Linked DNA regions of Homo sapiens: all the other regions are linked to region 1. Evidence: chromatin contacts called from ENCODE Hi-C or POLR2A ChIA-PET data. All regions are on one chromosome and are shown on one strand. The core of a region is the stretch at or near the end of the contact, and the rest is flanking DNA. Distances in the headings are between cores, read along the strand shown. Region 1 holds the start of ZNF800 (zinc finger protein 800). Region 2 holds the start of LRRC4 (leucine rich repeat containing 4). Region 3 has its middle 27 kb from the start of MIR593.

What was found. Hi-C counts contacts between places; a loop is a spot of excess contacts on that map. ChIA-PET counts read pairs that join two places held with the same protein, here RNA polymerase II (POLR2A). Pooled maps may share reads with other maps.
Region 2: a loop to region 1 is called in a pooled map, with 4 times the contacts of the local background. The contact joins the promoter of LRRC4 here to the promoter of ZNF800 in region 1. A Hi-C loop is called at or near these places in 1 of 37 single-sample maps with no recorded cell type and 8 of 50 pooled maps. POLR2A ChIA-PET finds 5 or more read pairs at or near these places in 1 of 52 experiments (MCF 10A).
Region 3: a map of OCI-LY7 shows a loop between it and region 1 (4-fold over the local background). The contact joins the enhancer-like site here to the promoter of ZNF800 in region 1. A Hi-C loop is called at or near these places in 1 of 168 maps with a recorded cell type or tissue (OCI-LY7), 2 of 37 single-sample maps with no recorded cell type and 7 of 50 pooled maps. POLR2A ChIA-PET finds 5 or more read pairs at or near these places in 1 of 52 experiments (K562).

The regions. Positions count from the first base shown.
Region 1 is chr7:127,389,064-127,394,074 of GRCh38, forward strand. ZNF800 (zinc finger protein 800) reads right to left here and starts at 3,645. Exons shown (of 6, transcript NM_176814.5): 1 at 2,997-3,645; 2 at 2,434-2,552. The coding sequence starts at 2,494. RefSeq lists silencers at 2,805-3,204, 3,605-4,004 and enhancers at 3,100-3,600, 3,445-3,574, 4,315-4,444.
Region 2 is chr7:128,028,657-128,033,696 of GRCh38, forward strand. It overlaps LRRC4 (leucine rich repeat containing 4), which reads right to left and starts at 2,781. Exons shown (of 2, transcript NM_022143.5): 1 at 2,257-2,781; 2 at 1-2,084. The coding sequence starts at 1,984. The coding sequence ends at 23. All of the region lies in intron 16 of SND1 (staphylococcal nuclease and tudor domain containing 1), which reads left to right. RefSeq lists silencers at 3,225-3,344, 3,995-4,064.
Region 3 is chr7:128,106,562-128,111,534 of GRCh38, forward strand. No RefSeq gene overlaps it. Among named protein-coding and RNA genes, the nearest start is that of MIR593, 27 kb to the left of the region's middle. RefSeq lists an enhancer at 1,832-1,911. Within about 2 kb of position 2,395, at least 7 of the 41 ENCODE cell types and tissues checked have a DNase peak (open chromatin) inside an H3K27ac peak, as active enhancers do; they include OCI-LY7, where a contact is called at or near this core.

The sequences.
Region 1 (5,011 bases), core at 2,395-4,894:
GACTTTTGTAAGAGTCTCTCCTCCCTTAAAACAAGGCCCTTAAAAGATCACTCTATTTATGACGTATGGGACTTGCTTACAAATATTAGGGAGAGAGAGTAAGTGGAAGGTAGAGAGGGGAATTGGGGGAGGAGGGGAGGAGAGAATATAGAGGAAAAGAGATTGTCCATGTAACAACTGATGGAGTTGTGTGATGGTTACATCAAGTTCCTCATATTATCTAGTTTTGAAGGTTTGGAAATTTCTATTAATAAAATCTTAAAACATAACTAAGAAAATACATACACTGCCAGAGTTATAGTGCCACCCTTCACTATAAATTGACCTATCTCTTCAAGGCAGAATGGCCTCATCAGGAATATACTGATCTCCTCTGGAGACTCACCCAGTATTCATAATCCAAATGTGGACAGATTTTTATCAAACATTATGTCATCTTCCCTCCATCTGTGGACATGATCTTTTAAAAGCTATCACACTACAACATATTTCTTTCAGTCCTGGAAATATCCTACCCACTCAGCATATACCTTCCTCTGAAATAATGACAATGAACTACTCTATAAGTTAACAAAGTTCTATTTATCCATTCAACAAAATTCTAAGAAAGTTTGATTCAAGCTAACAAGGCAAGAAAACAGTAACTACTGTTGACGTGATAAGTCTGAAAATTAACCTGCATGGAAAAAGTTTCTAGTAAAAGATGTTGAAAATTTTAAACTAATACAATTTTGTCTGAGTTCCTGCTAGTTGGGGAGAAAAAAAAACAAGCAAAAACATTTCAATACACGTTAAAAAGCTCAAGTCTAGAAAACATCTTTAAAGACATTAAAGTCTTCAGAAAACTCATTACCAGAACATACTAAATAAGGTATAATCACAAATTAGCTTATTTGTTTACTTCTTTATGTTTATCTCTTCCCACTCAAACATTTTATAAAGAAAGAACTTTATCTGTCTTGTTCACCACTTATATCCCCATTGCCTTCAACAGTGCTCTCAATAGATGTTCAATAACAATTTGTTAAAGAAATGAATGATCAATAAATTTCTTCCTAAATAAGATGGTTTCATTAACTAATTCAACTTCAATGATTAAAAGTGTTCTCAGAAAAAAAAAACTAGACTAAAAGGTCAGTGGAACATGAGTTTAAATGGCACTCACATCTGTATAGTTCAAAACTAGCAAACTCCATTCAACATCAGTAAAACATAAGTGATATATCTGCAGTTCAAATACACAAAATATGCAGTGTGAAAGGATCCTGAAAGTTAAACAGGTCAAGAGCAGTTCAATAGAAACTGGATCCCATCCAAGGATTGCCTGTTTTATTAGTACAGGTAAGTTATTACTGATCTCAGCAAAGTACAGTAGAGATAGGGTTGTAGTACGAATTTTATCCTCATCTGTAGCAAAGTTTTCTTAAAATGGAAGCTCTTCCCTTCTACTGATAACATTTTTTTCCATTAATCAGAAAATTACCTAAAATGAACTCTACTGTGATAAAATCCAAGTACATAAGTGCAGTTAAAATACTCCAACAAAAAGCAAGCAAATGTATTAAAAATCTAATAACTTTTAGGTCAAAAATAATGATAAACATCCGCCTTTAAACTAGAATAGCCTAGCCTTTATTTGATTTAGTGATGGTATGCATTCAATGATTCCCTTTTAAGTTATACCTTTTAATGATTGTCACAAAGCATATCAAAGTTCTAAGTAGAACTGTCAACAGTATATCAAGTTTATCAAATTAAAGTTTGCTAGTATTCTTCATGAGACTCCGAAAAACTTTTTCATATGATAAATTCAACTAAAGCAAGTTTCATTCCATAAAATACCCTGGAAATAATTATGTATTCTACCTAAATAAAAAAAGAGATTTCTCTTTTATTTCGCAATATAATATGTTCTGCCCAAGATATTTTTTTAAAGGTTGCGCTTAGCAAAACCTGATTCTCCCAATGAGTTCAACAAACTTTTAAAACCCAAACTAAACTCACTTTTAGACTTTCAGAACTACTTGCTGATTAAAATGCCTAAGAAACTTTTAATTTTTAAAGTTTCAGTGAAACAATTTCACGACAACAAATCTAGTATTCTATGTTTTCCTTTCTCTTCAATTTTAAACATTTACAGACCATAGGAGTATATTAACTGCAGGATGCCTTGAAAAAGAAAGAAAAAAGACTGAGCGACTGATCTTGTGGAAATGATTTAAGGTGACACTTGCAGTACTTTTTTTTAAGGGATCAAGCAGGGGAGACCTCTTGTTTGTACAAGCTTTTAGCTTCATAACTGGCTTATGCTAGGGAATATCATAGCCTGCTTAAGAATGACTACTGGGGCAGGAGGAAAAAAAGCTAGAAAAAAAGAGAAGGCAGAGTGGCTCTGATGGAGGGCAAAGCAACTGCGGACGAAGAGGGGTCTACCTGGTTCACAGCATCCGTGATGATGGTGGTCAGTCTGACAGTATTTGTCCCTTAAAGGCATTTTCAGTGGACTCGACCTACTTTGCTTTCACTGTAAGAAGCTCTTCATTGCGGCGTGGCTGTTGAAAGAAGCACAAACCCGTCACTCGCCCTGAACTTCCTGGGGGGCACTGGCTGCATTTTCCAGATACGTTCCCATCATCAGCTCTCCGCTTTCCCTCCACGGACCCGCACCTCCCTCTCGAAAAGAAAACAGAAAGACGCACAAACCCTCCTGCAGCCCAAACTCCCCACACAGGTTCATCGCCCTACCCGGAAACGCAGCCTCGGGTGCGCAGCGCAGGGCGAAGGCCTGGCCGGCAGCGCGGGCGGCTGCGGCCTCGCCGTCCCGGGCGGGCGCGCGGAAACGGAGCGCAGAGCGCGGCGGGCACCGCCGGGCTCCGGGACTACGGAGGTGCCGCTCCCGCCGGCTGCTGGCCCACGCCGCGCCCTCCCGCTACGCACGTGCGTTGGGGTCTCCCTGGCGGAGACCCCGTCCCCACAACCAAGTGCGCCCAACTTACTCAACTCTTAGGGCGGGCCGGCGGGCGGGCGGAAGGAAGGAAGGCAGGCCGGGCGGCCGCGGGGACAGCCTGGCGTGGGAGGCGGCTGCGGGCCCCACCTGGCGCAGCCTCCGCTGACCACGCGGGGGAACCCGGACTCGGGCCCGACGCGCTCCCAAAGAGTCCCCGCCGGCGCTGACGCGGAAGCGCCACAGCTCACCACGTCCCTCCGCGGGCCGAGACGACTGCGGCGGCGGCTCACGGCGTCCTCCGCGCTGTGTGGCTAGGCGGGAGGCGCGCGGGCGGAGGCAGTTGACAGGAGGAACCGCCCGGCAGCAGCTGCCGCCGCCACCACCGAAGGAGCCGGAACCGGAGCGGGCAGGACCTGAGGCTTCCCTCGCCGGGGCAACGGCTGCCGCCGCAACCCGGGTCCCACCAGCGCCGCTCCACCTGCAACGGTCCCTCAGGCTTTAGGAGAGGGGCGGAGAAAAATGGGGGTCTCCCCCAACCTTGGGCCTTTTCGGTGGTAGTTGTTGTTTCAGGAAACTTTATTAAGTCAGCCTCTCTTTTACTCTGTCGCCCCCTCCTCCGGAGAGCCCGAGCTACCGCCGCGGAGCGCGTAGGAAGGGGGAAGCAGAGACTCTCCGGCAGCGACAGGGAGCGACTGACTGACCCCGGACGGAGATGGGGCGAGGGCAGGAAGTGACAAGCTCACCGAGTGGGTGGGGGGAGTGTGGCCGGCACGCCCGGGAGCGCCGCGCGCATGCGCCCGGCCGGCGCCCCCGCCTGTGGGTAGGCGACGCGCTGTGCCCGCCGCGGCCGGTGGGGAGGGGACCGGGGCCGCCGGCGCGAGGGCCGTGTCCGAGGGGAGGGAACCGGGGCGGGGGACACCAGGGCCGCGGCCGGAGTCTCGGGCCGACCGAGAGCCGAAGCCCAAAGTGAGGTGTGAGGCCCGCGATGCGGCGTGCGCGCCCACGGAGACGGGCTGCTCGGCCACCAAACTGTTGCTCTCGCTGTTCTCTGTTCAGTGGAACTGAAACTCGGGGAGGGTTGGGAGAGGACTTAGGAAGCGGTGGGCAGATGTATGAGCCATAAGTAGTGATGATCCCCAAAAGGCTGTCAGTGCATTGCTAAATGGCAAAAGTTGAACATTTTTTTCCTGCCAACAATTTTCGAAGCATGCCTCCCGGAACTTGGGGATTCTTTTATCAGGCCCAAGGGAGGGAAAGCATCTATTGGTAGCAGATGGGTATTTATCCTGGCAGCTCCGCTTCTCAAACTTGAAAGTGGAGTTGGGTCACGTGGGCTCACGCACTTTCCCTCCTCTTCTGCGCCCCGATCCTGCTTGGAAAATCCTCGAAGATCCCAGTCATCTGTCAAATTCTGCCAACCAAGGGCCGCTTCTTGGGGGCGAGAGAGCCGCCTCCGTTGTTTCCTCCCAGCTCCTGGAACGTAATTCTTGCTCTTGGTGACATCAAGCAAATATGTGTCCACCGCCCGTCAGGAAATTTTAAGAGAATAAAGCCCATTCGCCTTGTCTCCGATCCTCCCCAAGATCCACTGAAAACCTTTCCAGTTGGTCCAACTTAAGCTGCCATTGTGCGGGGTCCTGAAAAAACTGAAGTTCAGTAGATAGACTTTGTTTAGAAGAGAAAAAGTTCAGTTTTCAAAATCCAAAGGAAAGTTTGTAAATTGATACATTTGTTACTTTAAAAATGTTGGGCCAGGCGCAGTGGCTGGTGTTTGTAATCCCAGCACTTCGGGAGGTCAAAGCGGGAGGATCGCTTAAGCCCAGGAGTTAGAGACCAGCCTGGCAACATGGCAAAACGCCCTCTCAACCAAATAAAAAAAAATTAGCCGGGCAGGATGGCGCGTGCCTGTGGTCCCAGCTACGGGAGAGGCGGGGGCGGGGGGCGGGATGGCTTGGGTCCAGGAGGTGAAGCGTTTGCATTAGGTCTCCGGGGATTGCAGCAGCTTGATTCTAGGGGATGACAAGAAAGGGATAGAAACGTGATCTTTAACTAGTCACATAAGTG
Region 2 (5,040 bases), core at 1,531-4,030, 640 kb after region 1:
TAAGTTTTTTGGGGGAGGGGAGTCATATTTGAGTTTCCTGTACCTTGTCCTTGGTATGGGTCTGAATTATATAAGGTTCAGAGATAGTGGTGACTGTGGGGTGCAGAGAGTTCCCCAGGCTGTTTTCTGTCCAGTGGGCCCCATGTGCTGGTTTGTAGGTGTTGTAGTTAATATGGTCATGAATTGTGGGCAGCACTACTGCCCCCTCACCTGATACACCGGACGGAGCTGCTGTTGCTGCTGCGGATGTTGCTGCTGGGATGTCTTCGTCCACCTGGATTATCTCAACAGTCCGGGCGGCTGTGACTGTACTCCGCTGCTGGTGCCGCTTACGAAGTTTATAGAAGACAATCAACATGGCGGCAGCTAGCAGAGTCACTGCCACAAAGCAGCCAATGATGATCTTGGTGGTCTTCATGACTTCATCCAGGCTGGTCTGCATCTTGTCAGTGGTGTCTGTCGCGGGTACTGCCACCTGCTTGGGCACACGGGTAGTCTGAATGAGCACCGTGGTAGAGGTGGTATATGCCGGCTGGTAACCAGTGGACGTGGTAGGAACAGGCTTGTACTTTCGCGTTGTGTCCTCAGGCGAGATCTCCGTGGTCTCCACTGTTACTGTGGTGAAGAAGCTGTAGTTGGAGGTGTTAAGCTCAGCCGTGCTCACATTGAGGTAGGCCGAGGCGTTGGAGTTGCCTGCAACATTGGTCACCATGCATGTGTACACCCCAGTGTCTGAAAGCAGCACGTGGGAAAAGTTCAAGGTGCCGTCGTTGAGGACAGAGATCCTTGGGTGGCGGGAGGCGTGGCTGAGCACTGTCCCATTGGGCAGCAACCACTTCACGGAGGACATAGGGGGAGTCCGACACTTAAGTTCTGCCATCCGACCCTCAGAAATGTTGAGGTCTCGAGGTGCGTCCATGATGAAGGGGGCAGAGCACTGGAAGGAGGCCTGGTCCACCTCCACGAGGTAGCGGCCTCGCATGTGCATGGGAGCATGACAGCGGCCACAGCAGGTGGAATTGGTGGGTATATACTCTCGAAGCCACCAGGCTAGCCACAGAATGTCACAATCACAGTTCCAAGGGTTGTGGTGTAGATGCAACTCCACCAGGTACCTCAGCGGGGTAAAGAGGTCATGGGGCAAAGAAGAGAGGTTATTGTGGGCCAAGTTGAGTTCCACAAGTGAAGCCAGCCCGTCAAAAGCATTCCGCTCAATCAGGCTGACCTGTGAGTTCATGACCCAGAGCTTCTTGAGGGAGCTCAGGCCATGGAAGGAGCCAGGCCTGATCTCAGGGAAGTGGTTCCCTGACATCTCCAGCTCCTCCAGCCCCACCAGGGGGGTGAGATTGGGCATGTCTTTAATGTTGCACATGCCCAAGTTCAGATACTTGAGGTTGAACAGCCCCTCAAAAGCTCCCTCAGAGATATACTCCAGCTTCTTGAGCTCCCCCAAGTCCAGGCGCATGAGGGAGGGCACCCGGTTGAAGGCGTAAGAGGGGATGCTTTCGATGGGGTTGTTGCGAAGCCAGAGCTCCCGCAGCTTGGACAGGTATTCAAAGGCCCCGCTAGGGATGACTGTCAGCCAGTTGTCGAACAGCTCCAGGGTGTTGAGGCTGGCCAGGCCGTTGAAGGCCCCCACCTCAATCTGCCGGATGGAGTTCCTGCCCAACTGCAGGACCTCCAGGTGGTGGAGGTGGCGGAAGGTGTCGGCCTGGATCATCTGGATGTTGTTCTCCATGAGGTTGAGGTACCGGGTGTTCGAGGGAATACCCTGCGGGACCTCGGAGAGGCCCCGGCGCGTGCACACCACCTTGCTGAACTGGTTACTGCACGAGCAGACGGAGGGGCAGTTCTGGGGCCCGGCTGAGGCGGCAGCAGCGATGGCTGCACACAGAATCCACACTTGCGCCGTGAGGTAGACGAACGGGAGCAGGATGGCATTCCAGGTGTGGTGGTGCACAGTTACCTGCCACAAGAGCTTCATGGTGTGGCACGTTCATAATTCACCATCGCCTGGGATTTTGGCTCGGAAAGGAGAACCAGCCCTACCCCGGCTTAAGTGAGCTAGGAGCTCCTCTTTCCATCTGGAGAAGGAGGTGGGGAGGGGGCGATTAGAGAGACGGAGCGGATCGGCCGAAAAAAATCCTGCCAAACTCGAGCGGCCCCTGGTCTCCCAACCCACCCTCAAGGCAAGCCCTCCGAAAGCTACGACTCTCCCACACTGCAACCGTCCCCACCCAGTTCGCCGTCACCTACCTCGGAAGGAAGGCAGGAAAGCACTGGCGTGGTGTCCTTAAGCTTTCTCCACGGGAGCTGGGCACCTCGTTCCCATTCCGACTTCTTAGTTTTAATTAACAAAAGGGGGAAGTGGTGGGGGCGGGGAGGGCAGAGGGGAGGGGAGGGGAGGGGAGGGAAGGGGTGGGGGAGACAAAATGGCCTCTAGTAAATCCGGAGCCGGAGCCGGCGAAGCCGCGGAGTTGAGGCGCGCCTGGGAGAGCCAAGGCCCGGCGGGCTATGCAGGTGCATGCCCCCCCCTCCGCCCAAGGAGCGGCGCCACCAGCGCTTCCCGGCTTTGTCCTTGGACCCTGGCACCGGCTCGCTCCAGCCGCGGGGGAAGGCGCTTCATCGCCAAAGTGCGCTCCGGCGGCCCCGGCCCGCTCTGCGGGCCGCCGCCGGAGGGAGTGCGGGGGCGCCCCGAAGCCGCCCAGGCCGCACTCGCTGGATGCTGCGCTCCCTCTCCCGGCGTCGGCCGCTCCGGGCCGGCGGCAGCTGATTGCGGTCGTGAGCTCGCGGAGCGGCGAGAGTTAAGAGGAGGTGTTCGCGGCGCCTTCGCCCTCCCCAGACACACACCCCCTTTCTCCTCGCCTCTTCTCGGAGGGTGGAAGAGACAAAAACGGGGGGTCAGTTCTCCAGTCCGCCGGCTGCCGGCACGCGGGGCGGCGCTCCGTCCGGCCCCCGAGGACCAGCGGCGTGGCGGCTGCGCTCGGACCCGGTCCGCCGGCCGGAGGAGCGCGCGGCGCCCGCGGTCGCGCCCGCACCGCAGGCCCCTTCAGAGAGTCCGGGGGCGGGCGCGGGTCCGGCGGCGGCGGCGGCCGCAGCCCCCGGCGGCGCGCAACCGCCCGTCGCCGCCCGCCGCTGCCCGGCCCCCGGCGCGCCGCCGGCTCCGGCTTTGTGCGGAGGGAGCGAGTTCGCGGCTTCGGCTCCCGGCGCCCTCAGTGGCCGCGCCGCCAGCGGACTGCTGCAGCGGCGTGAGCAGCGGGGGTCGCGGCTGCGGGAAACGCTCCGGAGCCCAGGAACATAGTCCCCGCTGGCTAGCGGCGGCAGCAGCAGCAGCGGGGCCCCTGCGCGCGGCGCCCACCGTCTCCTCCTCGCGCCGGGCTCGCGGTGTTGCAGGCGGCAGCCACGCAGACTGCTCTCTCATCCTTTTGTCCTTCAGTCAGAACGTGAATGTACTGCTGACGCATACTGTTCTGGGAGAAGATTAGCGTGATGCAGTGCTCTTATGTATTAGCGCCGCTCCCCCTCCGTCGCCTGCCTCGCGGGGTTAACGCCGGCGCCTTCCAGCGCCGCGCCGGCCGGCGCCGCGCAGCCCCGCGCCTCCGGCCGCCCGTCTTCCTCTTTCCTCCTTCCTTCCTCCTCTCTTCCTCTCTCCCCCTCCCCCCTCCCCCCTCCCCGGGCCGCTTCCTCCCCGCCCCCTCTAGACGAGCGGAGCGGGGCCAGGGCGAGCGGGCGAGCGAGCCGGAGTGAGCGTCAAGTGAGGGGCCGCGCGCAAGTCGCAGGCGTTCGCAGCTATTTTGGGCCGGTCGGAGGGAGCAGTTGGGTGGCCGCTGATAGGCTGGAGCGGCGCGGGGCTGCGGCGGGAGAGCCCGCGCCGGCCCCCGCCCTCCGGCCCGCACCCGGGGCCCCCTGGCTCTGAAGAGCGGGGCTCAGGGGCCCGGCGGCCCGCGGCGGGGCTGCTGCATTTGGCCTGCCTCTCGCCCGGCCCGCGTCATCCTCACCCCCGCTGACTGCTGACGGGGCGCGGACTCGCGTTCGGAGTTCGGAACTGCGTGGTGGGGACTCGGGGGACGGCGGCCGGGGCCACGAGGCTCCCAGGACCGAGAGCCCGGGCTTCGCTGCTGCACTGCCGCCAGCCCCTCCTTCGCTTTGCCTCACCCCTCCTGTGCTCTCACTGGGGCTTTAAATGAGGGTTTCCTTAATGAGGGTTGCGGGGGCGGGAAACAGTGGCAGGAATGACCAAGTGTGATGAGCTGGGGAATGGCAACCTGGGACAGCACAGAGGCCGGCAGGAAGGATTGAGGTGAACTCCCGGAGCCCACGACACAGCCCGTTCATTCATGGAGCTGCAGCCGCGGCTTCTCAGTCTTCGCTGGCCGGAGTCGCCCCTTGCTCCCCGCTGCCCCCAGAGAACTGGGGGAAGGGAGGCGGGCGGCTGAGCCCCCTGCCCTGTGAGCTCGCCAGCCCTTCCTTGGCTAGGACTCTGAGAAGAACTGCGTAGCAGCCAGGGGTAGCGATTGGGAGTGGGGGTGGAATTCTTGCTCCTATTTCTGGTAGGAGACCCTAAGGCATTTGACAGACTAGTGTAGGAGAAGGGGACTAGGTCAGCTTTTTCCCACCCCCCTGAAAAAAGACTGCCCCTTTCTCTGCCGACTGTGGGTGAGGCAATCTAGCTGAGCCCTGGGAAGCCGGTCCAGTAGAATATAGCATGGTTTAATATCCCTTCCCTTCAAGAGCTGCCTCCAGACTCCTCAACCCACCCCTCTCCCCGTGTGATTTCTGGCAGGCTCGCTTGATAAACCCTCATCACCTGCGCGTGGGCTGTTGCTTAAGAACGAGGAGGTCCCAGATTTCTCAGCTCTCTGGTTTCTACCACACCTATTTCTGAGTATTGTCTTTTGCCCAGTAACCTGAACCTCTTTAAATACGCCATGGAATACTTGAAGTCCTGGAAACGGTTCCTTTGTAGGCAAGTTGGAGTCCCCATTCTTTGCCAAGACCTTTCTGTTATCATTTGCTGTCAAATAATAACCTTGTTAGTTT
Region 3 (4,973 bases), core at 1,145-3,644, 720 kb after region 1:
CAGCCCACCAACCACCCACCAACCACGCCCCCACCCCCACCCTGGGATCTTCCAACCACATCTTCCAGCTTCTGTCATTGGCTTCTTCCCCAAGGTAGAACAAGCCATGGGTCCAGGACAGGGTGGCTGAGGTACCAGACAGATGCTGGTCACTGTCTCCATTGGGCCAGGGAAGATCCTGGTGGGCTCAGAGAAAATATCTTAGGGCCAGCAAGCACTCCATAAACACCAAGGATCTGCTATGGGCCAGGCACTGTGCTGGGAGCCTGGGACCCTGTCACAATTTTGTAACAGTCATGATGCAGGCAGGGAAGGGAAAAGCTCTGGCAAAGGTCAATCCAGGGAGCTGAAGGGCCACAGAGGAGGAGTTTGGGGTGGGGGGGAGTGTGGCACTGTACTCTGGAGGCAGGCAGGTGACACAGGGGAAGGTTTGAAGACAAGTGTGTCCTAGAGGGGAGGTGCCAGCCCAGGTCATGTTTCTGATTGGAGCACTGAGACAGGCATATTACAGGACGTGGTAGCTGTCCTCAGACACTGAATGTTAGTGCCAAAACTGTCCTTAAATATTATGTAGTCTGGCCCATCATTTTATGTATTCCTTTAACATATCAGATACTATATCATCAGTCAGGGGTCCAGCAGGAAACACAACACATTCCATTCAATAAAGGAATATGCACAAAAGCATATGGGCAGAGTTTAGGGAAATCAACAAGAGATGGTACAGTACCCGGGGCCAGCAAGAGAGAGCAGTGGTTACCACCCAGAGGCCTGAAGTAGCAGAGACTGGACACAGTTAATGGCACCCTTTGAGAGGAGCTGCATGAGGGCCATCAGGCAGCTGACCTGGCTTGCTGTCACCTGAAAAGTTGAGCAAAGAAGGCCTAAGTGAATGAGACACGTTTTGAGGGGAGAAAGGAGCCAGGGGAGTAAAGCCCTGCTCTCCTCTCCTGCTCCCTTACCCCTGCCAGCGCCTCTCCATACTGCTCCCTCGCCCCTGCCAGCGCCTCTCCATACTGCTCCCTCGTCCCCTGCCAGCGCCTCTCCATACTGCTCCCTCGTCCCCTGCCAGCGCCTCTCCATACTGCTCCCTCGTCCCCTGCCAGCGCCTCTCCATACTGCTCCCTCACCCCTGCCAGTGCCTCTCCATACTGCTCCCTCACCCCTGCCAGTGCCTCTCCATACTGCTCCCTCATCCCCTGCCAGCGCTCCCTCATCCCCTGCCAGCGCCTCTCCATAATGCTCCCTCACCCCTGCCAATGCCTCTCCATACTGCTCCCTCACCCCTGCCAGCACCTCTCCATACTGCTCCCTCACCCCTGCCAGCACCTCTCCATACTGCTCCCTCGTCCCCTGCCAGCGCCTCTCCATACTGCTCCCTCGTCCCCTGCCAGCGCCTCTCCATACTGCTCCCTCGTCCCCTGCCAGCGCCTCTCCATACTGCTCCCTCGTCCCCTGCCAGCGCCTCTCCATACTGCTCCCTCGTCCCCTGCCAGCGCCTCTCCATACTGCTCCCTCGTCCCCTGCCAGCGCCTCTCCATACTGCTCCCTCGTCCCCTGCCAGCGCCTCTCCATACTGCTCCCTCGTCCCCTGCCAGCGCCTCTCCATACTGCTCCCTCGTCCCCTGCCAGCGCCTCTCCATACTGCTCCCTCGTCCCCTGCCAGTGCCTCTCCATAGCCATCACCAACCAGAAGCCAGAGATGGAGGGAGTCTGCTGGTGCCACCCAGTCAGATCTGCCTGCAGGGCAGAGAGCAGGGTGGAGGGCCAATCTGGATGTGCAAACGGGAGCCTGCCAGCATAGGCACAGATTGGGAATGATCAAACAATCTGGTCATTTGGCAAAAATAGAACAGTACACCAATGGCTGTAATTTTTATGTCTCTATAGTGCAACTTTGTAGGTTTTCTCATCGCACATTTTTGGCTCACCACAACCTATACTCAGTGTCAGCTTTGACAATCTTACATGACACTGTGCTCTGTTTCACAGCTAGGGAGCCTGCATGATACAGTGGAAAAGAATTCCATGAGGCCATGTAGATGGGTTGGAGGCAGGTGAGATGGCAGTCCTGACGCAAGTGCGGAACATGCCCACCCTGAGGTTCTGCATGTCTCTTTTTGACATGTACCCCCCGCAAATTCCTCACATGCTCTCATAAAAGGACGGGGTAGGACATCTATAGCAATATTCCTTGAGGTGGTGGGAGATGGAGGGCCCACTCCAGGGAGACTGGTTGGGTAAGATGCAACAGAAGCAAACCATGGGACTCAGTAGCAGGAAGGAAACTGTGGTTCACATAGAGCATGCAAGAGTTCAAAGCAGAGCTGAGTAGAAAGAGGAAGACAGAAGTGAGATTTGTAATTCTGAACCACTCAAATAGGTTAAAAATAGCACTCACAGGCAACAAACGCATACGCATGCACACACACACACACCATTTTGCACTCTTACAAACCAAAACACTTTAGAATGGTTGGCTTTTGAAAGGAGAGGGAGAGGAGAGGAATGGCATTGAAAAAGGATAAACAGCCCCCTAAATAAAAAGAAGAGAGCCTAGACTCAAGAGACAGAACACACCTGGGCTTCCATCAAAGAAGCTGTACTGTGTGTGACCTTGGGTAGGCGTGTTACTGAGTTGTTTCATCTTGCAAACAGGAGGAAACGGTAATAAATAGATCCCGAGGCATGTCAATGTGACCTAGCTAGACCTGTCTGAGACGCTGATCCACCAAGACCTGTTCCCAGGTGGGTTGACAAAGGCCTGTGTCCCAACAAGTGTAGGGCAAAGGGCAGCCTGGGCCACTTGGAGGTGACCCAGCAGCAGCTGTGTATATGTGGTCAACATACGCGACACATCCAGAGCTCTGACAAAGCCCCTCAATCCAAAAATATGTCTCGCTGCCAGCATCAGGGGTTCCTTTCTTTGAGCTAAAGCCTCTTCTGTATCGGGGGAACCCGCCCCCAGTATTTCAACGTAGGCTCTTTCTATTTTCCATAAGTGTCAGCCAGCTGAGAAATAAGGAGAGAGTACAAAGAGAGGAATTTTGCAGCTGGGCCGCCGGGGGCGACATCACATATCGGTAGGACCGTGATGCCCACCTGAACCTCAAACCAGCAAGTTTTTTATTAAGGGTTTCAAAAGGGGAGGGTGTCTAAGAACAGGGAGTAGATCACATGCTTCAAAGGGCAAAAAGGAGAACCACTGATAAGGGTCTGTCTTCAGCAGTGCACATATTGTCTTGATAAACATCTTAAACAACAGAAAACAGGGTTCGAGAGCAGAGAGCTGGTCTGACCACAGATTTACCAGGGCCCGGTTTTTCCCCACCCTAGTAAGCCTGAGGGTACTGCAGGAGACCAGGGCATATCTCAGTCCTTATCTCAACCACATAGGATAGACGTCCCCAGAGCGGCTGTTTATAGACTCCCCCCAGGAATGCATTCCTTCCCCAGGGTATTAATATTAATATTCCTTGCTAGGAAAAGAATTTAGTGATATCTTCCCTACTTGCATGTCCATTTATAGGCTCTCTGCAAGAAGAAAAATATGGCTCTTTTTGCCCTACCCCTCAGGCAGTCAGACCTTATGGATGTCTTCCCTTGTTCCCTAAAATCGCTGTTATTCTGTTCATTTTCAAGGTGCACTGATTTCATATTGTTCAAACACACATGTTTTACAATCAATTTGTACAATTAACACAATTATCACAGTGGTCCTGAGGTGACGTACATACTCAGCCTATGAAAGTAACAGGATTAAGAGATTAAAGTAAAGACAGGCATAAGAAATTATAAAAGCATTATTTGGGAACTGATAAATGTCCATGAAATCTTCACAATTTATGTTCCTCTGCCACGGCTCCAGCCAGTCATTCCATTCGGGGTCCCTGAGTTCCTGCAACACTTCTGCACAGAAATGCAAAATACACACACACACACCCCACCCCGCCCCTAGGACTCATTTTGTTAGCGATCATTAACAGTTTCAGCCATTAGCTCTCAAGTTGGTTTGAATTTGTTGGTAGGATTAGCTCCCTATCACCTGAAAAGCTGAGAAAAGAAGGCCTAAGGGAATGAGACACATGTCTGAGAAGAGACAGAAAGAGAGAATGTGTGTGTGTGTGTGTGTGTGTGTGTGTGGCAACTACTGAAGGTGGGTAGGATGCTAGGGGCCTGGGTTCCCCAGGGAAGGCCCTGGGTTTGAAAAGAGCCCCAAATGAAGCCAGGATTGCTGAAGACAAGCATGTGAGTTTGCCAAGAGCTGCCCAGGGGTCTGAGGTGTCAGTCCACCCCTCTGCTCCCCACTCAGGTAGGGGCAGGTCCGGAGCTGCAGCATGACAGGGAATTTCAGGCCCGGAGGTCTTCCCACTTGTCACCTCTGTTTCTTCTTCTCTGCCCAGGTGGTGCACATTCTGAAAGGCTCAGATTTCTTTCATTCAACCTCCTTTCTTCCTATTTTTTCTTATTGTCTGGCTCTTTCCTGCAGAAGGAAGGAGAAGAACTGGGTGTAAACCTTGACTCTGAGCTGAGGGCTCAGATGCTGGCTGAACTTCTCATTTGCACCAGGTGTAGGAGGGAAGTGGGCAGCCCAGCACAGAAGCAGCTCTCTGGCAAACAGCTTCCTCTGTAGGCCTCATGCCCTCCAACTGCAGTGCCCTCTGACCTTGTCACACTGCAGGTAGGGGACAGAACTAAGGAGCATCTGCACAAGCACCTGGCTGTAGTGAACTGAATAGTGTTCCCCCAAAAGATATGTCCAAGTCCAGACCCCTAGTACCTGTGCATGTGACCTTACTTGGAAATAGGGTCTTTGCAAATATAATTAAGATAGTACTTGTCTTAGTCCATTCAAGCTGCTAAAAGAAAAAAATATCACAAACTGGGTGGCTTATAAACAACAGAATGTATTGCTCATAGTTCTGGAGGCTGGGAAGTCCAAGATCAAGGTGCTGGCAGGTTCAGTGTCTGGT